Regions from separate parts of the Homo sapiens genome. Here region 2 is linked to region 1. The links are chromatin loops, found by intact Hi-C in ENCODE. Cell type or tissue: MCF 10A. All regions are shown on one strand.

Region 1 (8,000 bases):
GAGAACAGCACTGGAAAGACCTTCCCCCATGATTCAATTACTTCCCACCGGGTCCCTCCCACAACACGTGGGAATTCAAACTGAGAGTTGGGTGGGGCAACAGCCAAATCATAATGGATAAAATGACAGAAATATCTGTCTCTTGCTAAGCTCTTACAGCTTTTCTCAGCTTATACCATGAGGCCTGCCACAAGGAAGGATTTCCCCTATAAAAAAATTTCCTGATAATTCTCAAAACAGCCTCTGGCGTCTCTTCACGAATAACATCATCCACCCATCTCTCCATCCTTCCATTCATTCAGTTATTCTATAATTGTCAATTCTCTGAGCAGCTACTACACACCAGGCATCACGTGAAGATGGAAGGTAGAACAATGGCTAAGCAGAGGAACTTCTGGTGGTAGCTGGCTGGTCCTGGGCTCAAGTTCATGAGAGGTGACACAGCTGTGCAGCCAGCAGTTGCTCTACAAACATTTAGATGAGTGAAAATAATGAGGGAGGGACCATCCGACACCTGGATTTGAAGGATAGTTTGGATTTTCCAAAAACCACACTTGCAACAGGTTGTGTACTGCAGGTAGACCTGGATTAGTGACCTAAGTTTCATCTTATCTTGAGGAGAGTGAACTTTGATATAAGGGCTCAGGGAATCCCAGCTCCTTTGTTCCTTCCCATGTTGGCTGCAGAGAAGGGATTCCCCATGATAGCCAGGGTCTTCAGGGCCTACTGTCACAATGTACAGAATAAATGGATGGACTAAAAGGGCCAGGTTGCTCCAGAGCTTCCGAACGTGACCATTCTTCCCAGAGTTTCACTGCTCCGAACTCTCCTTCACAGACTGAGGTCAGCCTGCCCCTATGTTGTTTACCCTGAGTTCCTCCTTGGAGAAAAGGCTTTTTAGAACCGAAATAATCATTTTAGTTTTTCCTTTCCCCTGCCAGGCACGAGTATACTGAGTGATGGATTAACAGAATATTACTATTTTTCACCTAGCCACCATGCCCTTGGCCTCCCAGAATAACCAGAAATACCTATTGTTTATCTCTACATCCACTTCATATATTAAACAGCCCTACAAGTGTCACCTGTGCTGAGGATTAGACTCTTCCAGAAGATAGGACAGTTTCTGGTTCCAGCAGCCCCAGAATGTCTTCCTTCTCTCTCTTTCAGCCCACACCACCCTTCCTGTAAACACTACACCTGGGAGCAAAGGGTGTTCAGGGGGATAAAGCCCAGGTGACATCCTTGTCAGACAGCAAGTGCCACAAGTTTCATCACAAAAGTTGAGTCAACAGGTGGGTGAGGGAAGAGGGGTGAATCACATCTGACAGGTAAGGAATGTAGGCACAGCAGCCCAGATGGATCCTGTTTCCTTGAGGCAGGGCTTGTTCCATGCATAAAAAGCCAGTTGGCTGGGAACACTACACCAGTTCTAAGGGACCATACAGAGTATTCCTCTCTTCACACCAGGTGAGTCTCTTTACTTGGAACTCTTTAGCATCCATTCTAGGTATTTAATTTTTATTAGAGTCTCCTTGGCATTCTTGGTATTTTTTTCCCTCATTATTGAATTTGATCATAGCCATGCAGACTGTTCAACTGAATTATAACCTCTAGGAATATCTTCATTTTAAAAGTGTTCATACTGTAGGCTTGAAGAGAATTTAGACATTATCAGTTCTTCATTCACTCTTTCTGTGTCAGCAAGAAGGGGGTTGGTTTATTCAAGGATCCATAGTAAGTTTGTAATGGGATAATGACTAGAACCCAGGTCCACAGCACTTACCCTGGCATTATAATTCCTTCTTATTTATAATTTTAATACAGAGAATTTTATTCTTTCAACAGATACTTTTGTGAGAGCTTACTATATTTGGCAATTTGTTTGCAAAGAAATAATTTAAGCATCTATGATACTACAATTTAATCAGGAAATAAGAGCTAAAATGCATTGTATAACAGTAACTTATCAGTGCCAGGTGATTAGGGCAAGTTCTGTGACAGTTTGGGAATAGAGAGATTTCTGGAAGGTTTTTTCTAGAGAAGCCACTAAAAGTCCCATATGAAGCGATCTGTGGAGTTTGGTTAGTGCTTGAATGAGTAGGAACAAGGAAAACATTTAAGACAGAGGAGAACTTGAGCCAGGCCACAGGTGGGATTGCTTGGGGTTCTAGAGAGGTCAGAGTTATACAATAGATGATAAGCCATGCTATTTATCAGAAATGAGTGAGTAGATTTAATTTGTTAGGGTTTTTTTTTTCCAAAGAACCTCACATTTCCAATGGTCCAGTATTATGAGTCTCATATTCCTGCTAGAAGCCTGTTATTGTGCTGTGTAGGAAGAAAGAGAGCACCAGGAGAGGCCCTGCTCCAGTGGAGCAAGAGCAAATCATCTTTAGGTTCCTCTTCTTCAAAGGCTCAGAAATTAAATTAAGTATTCTTTGTGGTCAAGAAGGGGAAAGAACATAGCTTTTTAAGAGACCAGAAGTGGTATTCACCATGGCTTCTTCCCTATTATTCTCTGCTTAAATCATCTGTTCTGTGTCCAGGACCAGTCACTGTTGCAGCATGAGTTCCCAGCAGCAGAAGCAGCCTTGCACCCCACCCCCTCAGCTTCAGCAGCAGCAGGTGAAACAGCCTTGCCAGCCTCCACCTCAGGAACCATGCATCCCCAAAACCAAGGAGCCCTGCCACCCCAAGGTGCCTGAGCCCTGCCACCCCAAAGTGCCCGAGCCCTGCCAGCCCAAGGTTCCAGAGCCATGCCACCCCAAGGTGCCTGAGCCCTGCCCTTCAATAGTCACTCCAGCACCAGCCCAGCAGAAGACCAAGCAGAAGTAATGTGGTCCACAGCCATGCCCTTGAGGAGCCGGCCACCAGATGCTGAATCCCCTATCCCATTCTGCGTATGAGTCCCATTTGCCTTGCAATTAGCATTCTGTCTCCCCCAAAAAAGAATGTGCTATGAAGCTTTCTTTCCTACACACTCTGAGTCTCTGAATGAAGCTGAAGGTCTTAGTACCAGAGCTAGTTTTCAGCTGCTCAGAATTCATCTGAAGAGAGACTTAAGATGAAAGCAAATGATTCAGCTCCCTTATACCCCCATTAAATTCACTTTCAATTCCACTCTTGACTGTGTGTCATTGACTCTACAACTTCATTCCTTTCCCTCGTGAAGCGGGAGCTGTACACAGAGATGAGTTGGTGAAGAAGGGCTTTGTCCAGAAGGCATCTGATGCTCACATTAGGAGGGTGAAGGGCTGCCCCCACAAGCATTCCTGGGCTGCCTATGGGAGGTTGTGTAATGCCACCTAGAGGCTGTTGCTTTGGGCATCCAGGGCTGGAAAAGGGCTCTCCTCTTGCAACTCAGTGAGTCATGCTAGAGTTTAGTTAGCACTTGTCTAAGCTGACTCTGACTCACTAATCCTGATTGCCTTCTCTCCAAATCTGGCTTTTAGACTGCTAACTTACCAGCCAATTCCTGTTTATTTCAAGTAATGTTGTTCCTACATATGCTAACCTGCTCCTTCTCACTCATTTCTCTGATATCTACAACCTAGATTTCCAAACACCTCCAAAGATGCACAGACTCCGTTCTTTATCTCAGTTAGTCATTTCTAGTTTCTGAGTGCCAACTCTGGACCTGAAACAGAACAAAGGGGATTTAAGGTGCTTGCCAGGGGCATTTACAGTGCCCTGGAGGGATATACTTCACTCCCTACCCCACCCCTCATTCAAACACACATACACACATATACAACCACACACACAAGATCTGGAGTCCTCACAGAGTAATGCACAAAAGCTGATCCAGTTTGGAGACTGTTTCTTTCACATAGGTGGGAACCATGGAAGTGAGAACTGTAAAACCCACCCTCACCCCTCTCCCTGTAGTATCAACATGTTTCAAGTCAAATTAAACAAGATAGAGTTATCAACAGTGTATTCATATATATATGCATATATTTTTATATTGATGGAAAAATAGGTTGCTCTTGTATGTAACTGGGAGACAAAGCAAGTTGTTCTGCAGTAGCATAAAAGAGATTCTTTTTCTTAGGATGCAAAATGAAATAATAAAAAAATTACATGCCATTGGTATAACTCAAGAAATTGTGATATTTTTGATCACGGCATTTTTACTTGATTGCATTATTTAAAATTACAAAGCCTATATGAAAAATATTTGCCCTAAATGTTGTATTGCCCTAAGGGTTTTTTTGTTTAATTAGTAGGTAAAATCTACCATCATATCCAAATATAAGTGCCTCTAGCACCTAACCAATTAACCAAGCAGAAAAAAAAGTGTTGTAATCATGCGATTATTAGTCAGCATAGGTCAGCTGCTATAACAACACCCCCTATATTGTTGGGGCTCCATCAAGTAAAAGTTACTTTCCACTCATATAAAAGTCCAATATGGGTTTGTAAAGTCTTTGTTCCACATAGTCATGAAGACACACAGTCCTTCCTTCCTATGGTCTCACTATCTCTGAGTGCTGTGCTTTATGAATCCAAGCACAAGAACAGGGAAATAGACTGAATATAGAGAAGGTGTCCCTGCACTTATCCACTTGGAACAAGAAATGGCATGTATCCCCTCAGTTCTTATGGACTTGGCTAGAACTTGGTCACATAGCCCTGTCAACCTCACAAAGTTAAGAAATGTCGTTTACTGCTGTGCTTAGAAATAAGAGGAAGACAGAGATTTGGGTGAGCTCCTCAAGCTTCAGCCACAGAATAGCCTTCTTGTTCTCAAATATCCATCTGCTCCTTTGTCTCATAAGCAGAACACAATCCCGTAAGGAAAAAAAGCCTTATGGTCCCCATCAGCTCAAAATCTAGGATCTCTAGATGACATGAAATTCTCTCCATTACATTTTCCTATGGCTCCTTTTGTTCAGCAAATTATGAAACAAACAAATGGGCCATTTCTTCCTGTTACCCAGCATCCAATGGCAATGCAGGTACAGGAGAGCTAAATCAAAACTACCATGTTCAAAGGAAGATAATGGTGACACATGGCAGCCACTAGGCCTTAGTACTCTGAAATCCAACTGGGCAGGCATTGTGAAGCCACACTCTTCCCACTCCAATATACCAGAAGTGGTAGAAGTTCCTTTTAAGGTATTGATTCTGTTCTCTGAAAGGAACTCCTTTTAACTTTCCTATTCGTTGTTCTGCCACCCGTAGAATTGTCCTTTTCTTAGTACTATTCTCTATAATCAAACCTCAAGTGTGCATTGTGGATTGCGCCCTTCTTGGTTAGGTAAGCTTTGCAGCTCACTTTTCTTTTTTAAGTTTTTTATTTTTTTCTTTTCTATAATTTCAACTTTTATTTTAGATTCAGGAGTCGATATGGTTTGGTTCCGTGTCCCCATCCAAATCTCCTGTGGAATGATAATCCTCAATGTTGGAGGAGGGGCCTGGTGGGAGGAGATTGAATTATGGCAGCAGACTTTGCCCTTGCTGTTCTCATGATAGTGAGTGAGTTCTCACAAGATCTGGTTGTTTAAAAGTGTGTAGCACTTCCACCTTTGCTCTCTCTCCTGCTCTGCCATGTGAAGATGTGCCTGCTTCCTTTTTGCCTTCTGCCATAATCATAAGTTTCCAGAGGCCTTCCCAGACATGTTTCCTGTACAGCCTATGGAACTGTGAGTCATTGAAACCTGTTTTCTTTATAAATTACCCAGTCTCAGGTAGTTCTTTATAGTAATGCAAGAACGGACTAATACAAGGGTATACAATTGTAGGTTTGTTACATGGGTGTATTGTGTGATGCTGAGGCTTGGAATACAAATGAGTCCATTACCCAGATAGTGACCATAGTAACCAACAGGCAGTTTTTCAACCCTTAACCCCCTCTGTCTCTTCTCACTCTGTTACTCACCTGTGTCTATTGTTGCCATCTTTATGTCCATGAGTACCCAAGGTTCAGCTCCCATTTGTAAGTGAGAACATGTGGTATGTAGTTTTCTGTTCTCACATTAATTTGCTTAGGATAGCAGCCTCCAGCTCCATCCATGTTACTGCAAAGAATGTGATTTCATTCTTTTTTATGGCTATGTAGCATTCCATGGTGTATATGTACCACATTTTCTTTATCCAGTCCACTGTCGATGGGCACCTAGTTTGATTCCATGACTTTGCTATTGTGAATAGCACAGCAATGAACATACAAACGGATGTGTCTTTTTGGTAGAATAATCTATTTTCTTTTGTATATATACTCAGTAATGGGATTGCTGGGTGAAATGGTAGCTCCATTTTAAGTTCTTTGAGAAATCTCCAAATTGCTTTCCACGATGGCTGAACTAATTTACATTCCCATCAACTGTGTATAAATGTTCTGTTTTCTCCACAGCCTTGCCAGCAACTGCTGTTTTTTGACTTTTTAAATAATAGCCATTTTAACTGGTGAGAGAGGGTATCTCATTGCGGTTTTGATTTACATTTCTGTGGTGATTAGTGATGTTGAACATTTTTTCATGTTTTTTGGCCACTCCTATGTCTTCTTTTGAGAAGTGTCTGTTCATATCTTTTGCCCACTTTTCAATGTGATTATTTGGTTTTTGCTTGTTATGTTGTTTAAGTTCCTTTTAGATTCAGGATATTAGACCTTAGTCAGATGATTTACAGATATCTTCTCCCATTGAGTAAGTTGTCTGTTTGCTCTGTTGATAGTTCCTTTTGCTATGAAGAGGCTCTTTAGTTTAACTAAGTCCCACTTGTCAATTTTTACTTTTGTTGCTATTCTTGTTAAGAACTTGCTCATAAACTCTTTCCCAAGACCAATGTCCAGAATGGTGTTTCCTATGTTTTTTTCTAGGATTCTTATATTTGAGACATTATATTTAAATCTTTAATCCATCTTGAGTTAATTTTTGCAGGTGGTGAAAGATAGAGGTCCAGTTTCATTCTTCTGCACGTGGCTAGCCAGCTATCCCAGCAGCATTTATTTAATAGACAGCTCCTTACATGTTCGTCATTTTTGTTGACATTGTCAACAATTAGATGGCTGTAGGTGTACAGCTTTATTTCTGGGTTCTCTATACTGTTCCGTTGGTCTACGTGTCTGTTTTTGTATCAGTATCATGCTGTTTTGGTTACTGTAGCATTATAATATAGCTTAAAGGCAGGTAATGTGATGCCTCCAGCTTTGTTCTTTTTGTTTAGGATTGCTTTATCTATTTGAGCTCTCTTTTGGTTTTATATGAATTTTAGAATAGGTTTTTCTAATTCCGTGAGAAACTGCGTTCATAGTTTGAAAGGAATAGTGTTGAATCTGTAGATTGTTTTGGGCAGTATGGCAATTTAACAATGTACAAAATCAGTAGCATTTGTATACATCAATAAGGTTCAAGCTGAGAGTCAAATCAAAAATGGAATCCCATTTACAATAGCCACCGAAAAAAAAATAACTAGGAATACATATAATCAAGGAGGCGAAAGGGAGAATATACAACATCTCTACAGGGAGAACTATAAAGCACTTCTGAAAGAAATCATAGATAACACAAACAAATGAAAAATTCCATGTCTGTGGATTGGAAGAATCAGCTCACTTTCTAACCAAGTGTGGTTTAAGGCTCTTGGAAAGCTGTTTTGCTTCATTTCTTTTTGTTTTGTTTTAAGATCTAGCTTTTGATTACTTTGGGAATATGATTCCTCAAAAATTTAGTAGATTTCTAATCTATTTTCTTCTAGCCAGTTCTATATGCTAGTAACTATACCCACATTTCTTCATTTCCTTCGCAGATGAAATTCTTGTGCTTATTTATTCCTTCTTTTTTCCATGTCTGTCTTCCTCAACTGTGGCTTCTTTGACACTCTTTGGAAAAATAAACGTAGGTGGGATGACATTAAAACTTAATCTAATCTTAAGTGCAAACCTGAGTTTTAATGAACTTTTGTCTCTCAAAATTATTCTCGATTTTATCTCTTTCTATTTAAAAGTAATTGAGTTTCCCAACTCTGCAGATTTTTGGTTTCCCTCTATTCTC
Region 2 (8,000 bases), 80 kb before region 1:
TCCTGCTTTCAATTCTCTAAATTACTGGGGGATTGAAGTGACCAAATAATGCAGACCCACAGGGAATCCAAACTTCTGGTTTCTGCTATTTCAAATACCCTCTCCCAAGTTTCTCCACTAGACCCCTCTCTTACAAAATAGTCCACAGATTGATATATTAGAATCTCCTCCTATACCTGCCTCCCCTTTCATGCCTCTGGGCACCAGGGAAGCCACTGAGAACCAGCAGAAGTACGCAAACAAAGCCAGAGAAGACAATAATATAAACTAAAAATCTAGATTATCCCAACATATGTTACAGACACTGGAGAATGCAAAGTTAAAAACCAAAACTTTTACCATTGCTTCCCAGACGGGTGTGCTCTTCTTCCTCCATCATACCTCTTTCTGCGCCTTTCAGGTCTCATCTATTCATCCATCCATCCATCCATTTATCCATCATCCACCATGCATCAATGGACCCCTATTAAGCACCCTCTCTTGTTTGCTCATAATGTGGTGGACACTATGAAGATACACAGGGTTCTGGGTCTCACCCAAGATTATAAAGAACAATTAGACAAGGAAGCATCTAATGAAGGGATGATGGATGGTACAATACCTCACTTATGCCCTCAGAATTCAGAGGAGACAGACAGAATGAGAACAGTAAGAGCTGTTGAGGGTAGGAAGGAGAACTTGGTCCTCTCTGTAGTCATAGCACCTACCACAGGGCTCCCAGGGACTTGCCTGTTCAGTGATGAATACCTAGAGAAGGTGCAGTTTCTAGTGGAAGGACAGTAGGATTTGGCTAGGACAGAGAGCATCCCAGAACTGGATACAGCAGGAGCCAATGCTGTGGGATCCAGGTGTGCCCAGGAGGGCCAGCCCTCCGGTATATATCGAAGCCCCAGGACCAAGTGGTTGGAAAGTACGGCTGCTCACATCTGCTGTATACCACAGAAATTTGGGGGATGGCTCCACTTTTGTGACCTACTTCTCCTAACTCTTTTCCCAAGATATTGCATTCATCAGAAACTCAAGTCTTAGATACAGAAAACCAGCGAAAAGTTAAGTAAATCTTAACTGAACTCCCAGGAAGTGATGTAAAGTTTTAAACATTTTCCCGTATTCAGATATATCATTGAGCAGTCTCCAAATGTCTCTTTGCTCTAGTTCCATATGTTATCTTTCCCAGATTTCTCTCATATAGGCTCTTACCCTACTTGATTCAGCAACTTAACACGAGGTTCCGTTTTTCCTCTCTAGGCTTCATTTAATTTTCTCCTCTACTAATTATCATAATCTCCAGGTGTGCACATGTGCATGGATACATCCGTGTGTGCACACATGCTACGAGAGTGAGCAAGCCATAATCTAGAAATGTCCTTAGACGAGAAAAAGACTGCAAGTATGTGACCTTGCTGATTCTTCTTTGAATCCTGTCACACTAAGTTTGGATTCCAGAGCCACCCTTCTTTTGCATGTGACCTGGAACGAATCACATAACTTTTCTATGTCTCACTTTTCTCATCTGTATAGTGGGAAAACAACTGCCTCTTTGGGTTGATGGGGGTGGGGAGTGTTCAATGAGACAATGGAAATGAAGAAGAAAACATAGCATGACCCTAGGAGGTGTTGGATAGATTTCAGCTATCGTTTTGATGACCGTTCTCCAGGTCCTGATCAAGCAGCAAGCCTGCAGACGGCACGCTCCCCTTATCCCACCAGCCTCAGGACATGGGCTCCAGATCTTCAGTGACACAAAGTGTGAGGGAGCAGAGCACATATTGAGGGAAGGGACAAGGATCTGTTAAGTGGAGCAAAGGGTCTGAGCAGGTATTCATGGGGAAACAAGATTTAGTCTACAGTATAAGTACCCCATTTGGTGGTTGCCCTTCTCTTCCAGAATCTTCACCTTTGTGACACGTGCCCACAATGAATCATGTCCTCAAGGCAGTCCTGGGTGGTTATGGCTCATGGTGACTTTTACCTGTTGTTTTGTAAAGTGAGCTGTGTCTTTTTGAGGCAGGCTATGTTCCCTGGAGGCTTCTGAGATAACCAGACATTTACAAGGCTCCTACCAGGGTAAGATGTGGGGGACTTCTGCAGCACAGATGCACACAACATTCAAAGGAAAATAAGGATGCAACACATCACCAGGAGGAGATGATGCCCACCAGGAGAACACATGAAAGGAAGGGCATGCTGAGGCTGACAAGCCAAGGAAGCACCTACAGGAGCAGGGATTTGACCGACAGGGAAGTTGCCCAGCATTTATGCACATTAGCCTATTGCATGGTGGTTCCACCCTATTGAGGCAGGTGTCATTATTGCCATGACAGATGGAAGACTGAGGATCAGCAAAATCACTTATTTGCTCATAGTGGTAATGGCCTGTAGGTGGTAGGACTGAGGTTCAAACTCAGTGTGTTCTGGCTCTCTGGTCTTATTCTTTGAAACACAGCAAGTGGTCTTACATTGCTAGTGGCTAGGAGAAGCATAATGCCCGGACCCTGTCCTTTGAGAGTTTACCATCCACTGTTTCACTAGAAAGGCAGAGCTAGGCACGTTCGCAGTCACACACTTACACTTGTATGTACACAAATATACTCATGCATGTTTTTACATCATTTGATGTAGACATCAAAATAATATCTACGCCTCTCAGACTGACATTGAGCGTTGAGAGTGGAAGCTGGGGTCAAGTCCTAGAGGCCCCCTGCTGTGGATGCATCAGCCTCCTTATATCCTTATGGTGTGGGGGGCTGCGTAAGCAACCAGGGTGGTGCCAGGGCATGACAGGAAGGGAAGTTGGTGTGGCAGCCATTGGCCACCTATTACAAAATATTTTTAATATTTTTAAAACCATGGATTCAGTAACATCTGTGCAGACCGGCATGTAACTTCTGAATATCAGCCCTGTGCACACTCACTCTTGCACATTCACACGTTTGTCCACATACACTCATATTCCCACAAATATACAGCTCATTAACCCTCACATGAGAGCTCACCACACACCAACACACACTCACATGCGGTCAATCACACTCAAGTATGATTACACCCACTGACACACACTCACAGACACCCAGATGCACACACACACTCACACTGTAATTCCCACTGTTGAGCATGGCCCCAGAACATCAAATCCAGCTCTACTCCTGTGACCTAGTGACTTGTCCTCTCCCCTTTCTCCAGGCCTCTGCCACATTCCAGCAAGGATGTCTCACCATCTGGCTTGAGTGAAATTTCCACAGAACAGAGGTCTCAGGATGAAGAGTGTGATGCTGAGGGCTTCGAAGGGGGTATGCCTTCATCAGAGAAGTGCTTGTATACATATTCTCTTTATTCTGCTCCAAACAAAGAAATTCCATGGAAGATGGCATGGTAGGGTGCAGGAAAGAGAGTACCTACACATCTTGGAGTGTGACAGACCTGGGCTCAAATCTCCTCTTCCTTACTTTTGTATTAATCTTGGCCAACTTAACCTTTCTAAGCTAAAAAATGAGAATAACTTGAACTTCAAGTCCTAAATTTGAAGCTCAGAGTTTCTGACAGCAGTGGTGTTCTATCTTTCCCTCATGCCCTCCTCCACAAGCCCCAGGGAAAGGGAACCCCACTGCTAGATGCACATCCTGCTGTGTATGCCCAGGTTGTGGGGAGCAGGGGGACCCTAGCTGGTAATGGATTTCTGCAATGAAGCTTCAGCACTCGGCAGTCAGTCATCCTTTGAAGGAAGCCCTGCCTGTGGGTGCGGCCAGCTTCAGTGTGCTCCACCATCTCCTGCAGGTTTGTACGTGTGCCCTGGCAATCTGACATTCCTGGGAGAATCACAGATGCCTGGCACTGAAGACGCCCTGGGCGTGGCTTATACCCACCTATGCTGAAACTCCTCCCAGTCACTTTGGGGCTATCAGTTCGGCATGCCATGTTTAAGTGTGTTATTGTTGTCTGGGGGTCTTGTTCATACGCAGAGAACAGTCATTGTTTTACCCCAGACTCCTGACCCTTGATATTTGGTCCTCTGTCTTCTGGAATTTTTATGTCAACTCTCAGGAATTAGACTATGCAGCTTCCATCTCACTCTTAAATAAAATAAAAAGGGAACCATTTTCCCTGTCCTGGGCTCTCCAGGCAGCCCTTTGGCTCAAGTCTCCTCTGCCACCAAGGGCCGATGATGTGTGTGACATGAATGCTCATCTTCGGTGGACTTAGGAGACACTGGAGCTCTGAATTAGGAGCACTGGACAGAGTATATGAGAGCTGAGTATTGTCTTAGTTATTCTGCTGTTCTTCTGCGGGACCCAGGACAAGTCATTCCCTTTTCCCAGTGTCCTCACCTGTACATGACAATGTTGGACTTCCTGAACTATTTCTAAGCTTCTTTCAGTTCTGACTCTGTATGAGGTGACTCACGCTAATCTTTGTGTTTAATCTCTTCGCCTAATGATTCATCATCATGGAAAACCCTAAAAGAGGTAAGTCTGGGGTTGAAGGCCACCAGATGCTTCTGCATGGAGGCGTAGAGAAAGCTTAGCTAAAACATGCATCTGTATTTGAAGAGCACTCGGGCTTAGGACTAACTTTCCTCCCTCCAGGGAACCAACACATCCACCTTCCGGGGCCAGGTGTGTGTGTGTGTGTGTATGTGTGTTTAAGCAGCAATTTACTACTATAAGCAAGACACTATACTGGGATCTTAATACTTATCTTATATAATATACATTACTACCATATAAGTAAAAAATTTAATTTTGCAAATGAGGAAAGCAAGAACCAAAGAGGTTATAAACTTTGCCAGCTGAAAGAGCTGAGAGTCAAATATAGATCATTCTTGGCACAGAAAGACAAATACCACATGATCTACTTATGTGTGGGATCTAGAAAGTCAAACTCATGGAAGCAGAAAGTAGAAGGGTGGTTACCAGAGGCTGGGCATTGGGGAAGGACTGGGGAGATATTGGTCAAAGCAATATAAAATTTCAGTTTGATAGGAGGAATAAGTTCAAGAGATCTATCCTACAAGTGATGACTACAGTTAATAATGTATTATACACTTGAAAATCACTAAGAGTAGATTGTGTGTTCTCCCCACAAAAAAAAAAATCGTATGTGAAGGTACACATATATTAATTAGCTCAATTTAGCCATTCCACAATTTATGCATATTTCAAAACATTCTGTTGTACACAATAAAGATATACCACATTTGTCAATTAAAAATAAATTAAATAAAATTCCTTTAAAAATTTAAAAAGAAGAAAAAAGTCAACATTAGAGAAACTGGAAGGATATATAAAACCGCTTTGTACTATTTTGCAATTTTTCTGTAAACCTAAAATTATTCCAAAATAAAAATTTGTTAAAAATAACAAACAAATATAGATCTGTCTTTCATATAGGCCCACCCTTTTTTTTTATTATACTTTAAGTTTTAGGGTACATGTGCACATTGTGCAGGCTAGTTACATATGTATACATGTGCCGTGCTGGTGCGCTGCACCCACTAACTCGTCATCTAGCATTAGGTATATCTCCCAATGCTATCCCTCCCCCCTCCCCCCACCCCACCACAGTCCCCAGAGTGTGATATTCCCCTTCCTGTGTCCATGTGATCTCATTGTTCAATTCCCACCTATGAGTGAGAATATGCGGTGTTTGGTTTTTTGTTCTTGCGATAGTTTACTGAGAATGATGATTTCCAATTTCATCCATGTCCCTACAAAGGACATGAACTCATCATTTTTTATGGCTGCATAGTATTCCATGTTGTATATGTGCCACATTTTCTTAATCCAGTCTATCATTGTTGGACATTTGGGTTGGTTTCAAGTCTTTGCTATTGTGAATAATGCCGCAATAAACATACGTGTGCATGTGTCTTTATAGCAGCATGATTTATAGTCATTTGGGTATATACCCAGTAACGGGATGGCTGGGTCAAATGGTATTTCTAGTTCTAGATCCCTGAGGAATCGCCACACTGACTTCCACAATGGTTGAACTAGTTTACAGTCCCACCAACAGTGTAAAAGTGTTCCTATTTCTCCACATCCTCTCCAGCACCTGTTGTTTCCTGACTTTTTAATGATTGCCATTCTAACTGGTGTGAGATGATATCTCATAGTGGTTTTGATTTGCATTTCTCTGATGGCCAGTGATGATGAGCATTTTTTCATGTGTTTTTTGGCTGCATAAATGTCTTCTTTTGAGAAGTGTCTGTTCATGTCCTTCACCCACTTTTTGATGGGGTTGTTTGGTTTTTTCTTGTAAATTTGTTTGAGTTCATTGTAGATTCTGGATATTAGCCCTTTGTCAGATGAGTAGGTTGTGAAAATTTTCTCCCATTTTGTAGGTTGCCTGTTCACTCTGATAGTAATTTCTTTTGCTGTGCAGAAGCTCTTTAGTTTAATTAGATCCCATTTGTCAATTTTGGCTTTTGTTGCCATTGCTTTTGGTGTTTTGGACATGAAGTCCTTGCCCACGCCTATGTCCTGAATGGTAATGCCTAGGTTTTCTTCTAGGGTTTTTATGGTTTAAATCTAACGTTTAAATCTTTAATCCATCTTGAATTGATTTTTGTATAAGGTGTAAGGAAGGGATCCAGTTTCAGCTTTCTACATATGGCTAGCCAGTTTTCCCAGCACCATTTATTAAATAGGGAATCCTTTCCCCATTGCTTGTTTTTCTCAGGTTTGTCAAAGATCAGACAGGGATGCCCTCTCTCACCGCTCCTATTCAACATAGTGTTGGAAGTTCTGGCCAGGGCAATCAGGCAGGAGAAGGAAATAAAGGGTATTCAATTAGGAAAAGAGGAAGTCAAATTGTCCCTGTTTGCAGATGACATGATTGTTTATCTAGAAAACCCCATCATCTCAGCCCAAAATCTCCTTAAGCGATAAGCAACTTCGGCAAAGTCTCAGGATACAAAATCAATGTACAAAAATCACAAGCATTCTTATACACCAACAACAGACAAACAGAGAGCCAAATCATGAGTGAACTCCCATTCACAATTGCTTCAAAGAGAATAAAATACCTAGGAATCCAACTTACAAGGGATGTGAAGGACCTCTTCAAGGAGAACTACAAACCACTGCTCAAGGAAATAAAAGAGGATACAAACAAATGAAAGAACATTCCATGCTCATGGGTAGGAAGAATCAATATCGTGAAAATGGCCATACTGCCCAAGGTAATTTACAGATTCAATGCCATCCCCATCAAGCTACCAATGACTTTCTTCACAGAATTGGAAAAAACTACTTTAAAGTTCATATGGAACCAAAAAAGAGCCTGCATCGCCAACTCAATCCTAAGCCAAAAGAACAAAGCTGGAGGCATCACACTACCTGACTTCAAACTATACTACAAGGCTACAGTAACCAAAATAGCATGGTACAAAACAGAGATATAGATCAATGGAACAGAACAGAGCCCTCAGAAATAACGCCGCATACCTACAACTATCTGATCTTTGACAGGCCCACCCTTTTGACTATGGTTCCCATGGCTAAGCTGAATATTTTCCAAGGCAGGCAGGGCTGAGGTTTTTCTCATCTACATTTCATTGCACTAGTTGAAAGGGAACTCTGGGTATGTCTAATGCAATGCCTAGATGCAGGTTATGGCCTCCGTGGAGCTGGCCATATCTTGCTCCTCATATGGCCTTTATCTTGCTCCTCATAGCCTGGAGGAAATAAAATATAAATGGTGAAACAAGTGTGCATGCTAGGGCTTCTCTGATGGGAAAGGGTGAGAGGTCAGTGATTTTTAAGAGTGACAGGAAGCAGTAAGCCATATTCCTTTTGTCTTCATTGAATTCCCTATTCCATTCTTAGCATAAGACTAGATTTAGGTGGTGTCCTCTGCCTTGGCACCCTGAGAGCAAAGTGTGTGTGTATGCATATGTGTGTGTGCACGCATGTCTTCATGCCTGTACATGTGTTCATCTGCGTGTACATATGCATATGTGCATGCTATTGTCTTTGTGAACAATCAGGAAAGTGTCA

What was found. A loop is a pair of places that touch in the nucleus more often than their neighbours do. Peaks named below come from ENCODE experiments on the same cell type or tissue, not always from the same donor. Only the 100,000 strongest peaks of a DNase experiment are listed, where the experiment ranks them.
Region 2: a loop joins it to region 1, with 2.8 times the contacts of the local background. A loop is called at or near these places in 4 of 110 quality-filtered maps.

The regions. Positions count from the first base shown.
Region 1 is chr1:153,029,778-153,037,777 of GRCh38, forward strand. SPRR1B (small proline rich protein 1B) reads left to right here and starts at 1,426. Exons shown (of 2, transcript NM_003125.3): 1 at 1,426-1,470; 2 at 2,550-3,123. The coding sequence starts at 2,569. The coding sequence ends at 2,838. In MCF 10A, a CTCF peak has its summit at 3,283 (motif pointing left); DNase peaks (open chromatin) are centred at 1,334 and 3,354.
Region 2 is chr1:152,950,179-152,958,178 of GRCh38, forward strand. No RefSeq gene overlaps it. Among named protein-coding and RNA genes, the nearest start is that of LINC01527, 5.0 kb to the left of the region's middle. In MCF 10A, no CTCF peak of the experiment used is centred here; DNase peaks (open chromatin) are centred at 3,803 and 4,413.